Linked DNA regions of Homo sapiens: region 1 is linked to region 2. The links are chromatin loops, found by intact Hi-C in ENCODE. Cell type or tissue: CD4-positive, alpha-beta T cell. All regions are shown on one strand.

Region 1 (2,500 bases), 250 kb after region 2:
TACTTTGTTTTCAGTTCTGGATAGTATTCATGGGAGGAATATCCCACAATTTATCTCTTCTGTCCGTGACCTTTAGCTTGTTTCTGTTACAGACACTGCCACAATGAACATCCTGGGTCATCTCTCTCTGGTCCCCTGTGTGAGTTCCCCAAGATATGGATGTAGGAATGGGATTACTGTGCTTTTACCATGTGGTGTTATAGGATGTCAAATTGTTCTCTGAAGAGGTTGTATCAGCTCCCCGCTTTAAAATCTTCTTTGACATTTTACAGGTCAAGTTCTCTTCCTCCCCAACTGGCTGCTCCTCCTCAGTCCCCCTTCATTGGCTCCTTTTGCTGTAGATGCTGGAGCACTCTGGGGTGTTACTACCTTCCTAATCACTCCGGTGTCCTCCACTCTCAGGATTTTAAATATCATCTAGACACAGATGGCTCCCAAATATATATCTCTACATATTTCTATAATCAAAAAAATAATGGTACCAAAACAGGTACTCTGATATACTGCAGATGGGCCTGCAAACTGGAAATGTTTTCAGGAAAGGCAGTATGGCTATTTCTGTCCAAATTAAAAATGCATACACCCAGTAGTCCCACTTCTAGAAATGTGTCCAAAACACACCTGCATTCCTGAAAAATGACTGTATTCAGAATTATATGTTGCAACCCTGTTTGTAAAAGCAAAAAGAAAAGAAGAAAGAAAATGACAGATAAAAGAAAAAATAATCCAAATGTCTGTCACTAGGGGACTGGTTAAAAAAGCATTGCAAGCTGGGCACAGTAGCATTCACCTGTGAATACACTCTACTCCACTCTGGGTAACATAAGGAGGCCTCCCTTCTTAAGAAAACCCAAACAAGCACTGCATAGCTACACGGCAGAGTCTACAAACATTTAACACAAAAGAAGAAAGACATAGAAAACTCTTGATATTCCCTCATGAAGAAATAAAGCAAGGTGTAGAATAACATATAGAGTCTGCTAAAATTTGTGTGAAAAGGGACAAAGGATATATATGTACACATTTATATTTGCTTGCATATGCATAAAATATATTTGGAAGAATAAGCAAGAAGTTAATATCCTTGGTTGCCTGTTGGGGATGAGACAGGGTAAGAGAGAGACATTTTACCTTTTGAACATTTTGAATTTTGAATTTTGAACTATATCAAGAAATAAAAGATAATTCCTAAGGAGACCAAACAAACCCCCAAAAAATTCAAAATGAAAAACTTTTTAAAAACTAATGGAATTTTTTAACCTTTATCGAAATAAAATTTAAAAATTTTCTAAATATTATGTTATTCCTTTAACAAGGAGGTTTACCGCCATTTTAATTCAGTACGTTGTTTTCTTTTTAATTGCATGATCTTTCTTTACATCTGTCTTTTTTCCATTACAAGGTAAAATAACAGCATGATTAATTAAATGCAGTTTGTTTGGTGAAGGAAATTTTGTTCAAATCTTGGTCTAAGTGGGAAAGGGATTCTAGGGGATCCAGTGCAGCAGTTATGGGTTTCAGTATGCTCACGACGCCCTCCAGTGTTTGTGTGGGCTCATGGATGCCATATCTAGAAAACACTGGAATTCTCAAGCACACGTGACTGAAGCCATTTGCCAAATGTTCAAGGTCCTATTAATGGCCCATCTGAGTACTTGTCATACGCGGTCACCCTATCTTTGGATCAGAAGGTACACTCAGAGCTCCTAGTGTCACATCCCAGGCCCAACCTGCTGAGATTAGTCGAGGAAGGTCTGGAGGTCAGTGTCGTGAGGGGTGGGAAGACTGAGGGTGTGGGGGCCAGTTGTGGAGTGGCGGGAGCCCCAGGTGCTGTATGAAGCCGAGCCTCTGGATCACCCTGTGACCCCACATTTGGTCCCTTCCTGGGTGTCTTCCATTCCCAGGACTCCCAGGAAATAAAATGCTGCAAGAATGGGGTGGGGAGCTGTCCAGGGTGGGTCAGGTGTGGTCGCACTGATCCTACACCTCTGCCTCCCAGCCCACTCCCAGCCCTCTTCTGATATTAGAAACCAACACAGATTGCCTTAGGGTGGTGGTTCTCAAAGTGTGGTCCTGGGGGAAGCAGCATTGGCATCACCTGGGAACTTAGATATGCAATCTTCAGGGCCTGGCCTGGACCTACTGTATCAGAAACTCTGCATTTAACAAGCCCCCAGCAGAATTCTGCTTTTCAAATCAGATCTCTCTCTCTCTCTCTCTCTCTCTCTCTGTCTCTCTCTCTCTCTCTGTCTCTCTCTCTCTCTCTGTCTCTCTCTCTCTCTCTGTCTCTCTCTCTGTTTCAAGTCTCAATATTGAGTAGCTGTGACTTCTGGATAGTCAGGTGTCAGACACCCTTTCTTGCCAGGAGGCACCAGGCTCCTCAATCAGCTTAGTCTCATTCTTGGCCTGGCCCAGGGAAAGATGTTCACTTCCTGGATTCTGAGCAAAGCTCTCCTACCCTGGGTGCCTGTGGGGCTCCCACTTAGACCACAAAACAAAG
Region 2 (2,500 bases):
CCCATGAGATCAGGAATTCGAGACCAGCCTGGCCAACATGGCAAAATCCCATCTCTACTAAAAATAGAAAACTTATCTGGGTGTGGTGGCACACACCTGTAATCCCAGCTACTCGGGAGGTTGAGGCAGGAGAATCACTTGAATCCAGGAGGCGAAGGTTGCAGTGAGCTGATATCTGTCGTGCCACTGCACTCCAGCCTGGGCGACAGAGAGATAATACGTCTCAAAAAAAAAAAAAAAGAAAAGAAAGAAAATGAATCTCTTAATGAGATGGGAAAGGTTGATTTGTTTCCTATTGACCTTTGGCGGCTCTGGGAAGGGCACTCTGGTCAGGCCCAGGACAAGCAGGAGATTCATTCTAGCGGGGGGCACATATTAATCTGGAAACTGATTCCCTTAAAACTGGTCCTGCCGACACACCCCTGGGAAGGTTTGCATATACCACTAGGGGTATCCAAGCCATAGGCCATTAAACAGAGATGAAACTTGCCTTCCCATTCTTTAATATAGTGTTCTCAGAAAGGGAGAAATGTGGGCCTGAATGTTATTGTGACTTGCATAGTGACATTTCCAACCCTCCTCCTGCTAAGCCCCAGAGCCTTACATGCTGGACATGGGCAAGATAGGAACTCAAGTTACTTCCAGGTCTCCGTAAGTTTAGGACTGTGAAGAGGGCATCCTAATAGTCAAAAACATAAGTGTTGGCCGGGCACGGTGGCTCACGCCTGTAATCCCAGCCCTTTGGGAGGCCGAGGTGGGCAGATCACGATGTCAGGAGTTCGAGACCAGCCTGGCCAACATGGTGAAACCCCATCTCTACTAAAATACAAAAATTAGCCGGGCATGGTGGTGCGCACCTGTAATCCCAGCTACTCAGAAGGCTGAGGCAGGAGAATGGCTTGAACCCGGGAGGCGGAGGTTGCAGTGAGCCGAGATCGTGCCATTGCACTCCAGCCTGGGCATAGAGTGAGACTCCGTCTAAAAAAAAAAGAAAGAAAAAGAAGAAAGAGGCCGGGCGCTGTGGCTCACGCGTGTAATCCCAGCACTTTGGGAGGCCCAGGCGGGCAGATCACGAGGTCAGGAGATCGAGACCACTCTGGCTAACACGGTGAAACCCCGCCTCTACTAAAAAATACAAAAAATTAGCCTGGCGTGGTGGCGGGCGCCTGTAGTCCCAGCTACTCGGGAGGCTGAGGCAGAATAGCGTGAACCCGGGAGGCGGAGCTTGCAGTGAGCCGAGATCGTGCCACTGTACTCCAGCCTGGGCGACAGAGCGAGACTTCGTCTCAAAAAAAGAAAAAAACAAATAAATAAAAATAAATAAAAAAGACCCTAAGTGTTAGTTAAAGCAGCAGCCTAGATTCAGAATTAAGAAAACATGATTTTTATTTTTCCGTTTCATGGAAGCAGCAGCTGTCTACTGATAGTTCCTGCCGCCGGCCACCAGGTGGCAGAAGGGAACACAGTACCATAGCCCTGCCCCAGCGATCGCGCGGGCAGGAAGACCGGGTGGGAGGTAGGTGCGGCCGAGGCCTGGAGGCGAGGTAGGAGAGTAGGCTTAGGCTGTCAGAGGAAAAAACGGGCGATGTGAGGACTAAGTATGGATCTCAGGAGGGGACAGGAAATATTGAGAACACCACCTTACGGGTTCAGAATAAAACCGAGGGAATGAGGAAGAGGTTTAAGGAGACAGGCTAAATTGGGAAGAATTCACGGGGAATCAGAGGGTGGAGAGGGCGTGGGTGCCTGGAGATGCCTGGGAACAGAACGGCTGAGGGGACTCCATTATCTGTACTCTTCCCGGGGTGGGTCTAGGTCTGGCTCCTCCTGAGGTCGGTTGTCCACCTCAGGGGCAGGAGGCCAGGGGTTTTCTGGGGGCTGGGGTCCTGCCGGCCAAGGGTCGTCAGGCCGGGGAGGTTGAGGAGGATCCGTTCTAGGCGGTTCAGGGAGCCAGACTCCAGTTTCAGGCAGGTCTCTCCAGGGACGACTGGGGCGGGTAGGCGGAGGATCTTCAAAGAGAGGGGGTGCCCCTGGCCAAGGGTCACCGGGGACTGGGGGGCCCTGAGGCAATGTTGGGGAGCCTGCCTCCTCTCGGTCCTCTGCGGGTGGGTGAGAGGGGTGGCCCTCGCTGCCTGAGATGCCTGTAAAGGAGGAAGGAGAAAGGTAAGAGGTGGTGAGGGCTTCTCTCCCCAGCCCCACCCAGCCCCAGCCCCAGGAGGAGGAGCCTGTCTGGATGGACGCAGCCTGAACTGACCCACAAACAGACCAAAAAAGTCACTCTCAAAGAGCTCTCGGTAGGTTTGTAAATACTTAACTGATGGTAAAATGTCATGAACCCCTACCCCCGATGGATCTGAACCGTTCACTTGACCCACTTTAAACTGACCAGACTTCTCCAAATAAGCTCCATCCACCCCTGGTTGGGGTACCCCACTAGCTTTGTCCTCAGGCCAACCTGCAACCCAAAGTGGGTTACACCTTGGCCCCCAGGCACACAGAC

Evidence for each region. A loop is a pair of places that touch in the nucleus more often than their neighbours do. Peaks named below come from ENCODE experiments on the same cell type or tissue, not always from the same donor. Only the 100,000 strongest peaks of a DNase experiment are listed, where the experiment ranks them.
Region 1: a loop joins it to region 2, with 11 times the contacts of the local background. A loop is called at or near these places in 13 of 110 quality-filtered maps.

What each region holds. Positions count from the first base shown.
Region 1 is chr6:31,387,682-31,390,181 of GRCh38, forward strand. It overlaps LOC124901300 (a long non-coding RNA gene), which reads left to right. Exons shown (of 3, transcript XR_007059542.1): 3 at 93-177. Among named protein-coding and RNA genes, the nearest start is that of MICA-AS1, 12 kb to the right of the region's middle. In CD4-positive, alpha-beta T cell, no CTCF peak of the experiment used is centred here; no DNase peak of the experiment used is centred here.
Region 2 is chr6:31,136,166-31,138,665 of GRCh38, forward strand. PSORS1C1 (psoriasis susceptibility 1 candidate 1) reads left to right here. Exons shown (of 6, transcript NM_014068.3): 4 at 2,265-2,294; 5 at 2,491-2,500. PSORS1C2 (psoriasis susceptibility 1 candidate 2) reads right to left here. Exons shown (of 2, transcript NM_014069.3): 2 at 1,369-2,141. The coding sequence ends at 1,786. Among named protein-coding and RNA genes, the nearest start is that of PSORS1C2, 1.6 kb to the right of the region's middle. RefSeq lists an enhancer at 1,421-2,401. In CD4-positive, alpha-beta T cell, CTCF peaks have their summits at 1,417 (motif pointing right) and 1,619; DNase peaks (open chromatin) are centred at 1,476 and 1,896; H3K4me3 peaks cover 400 bases.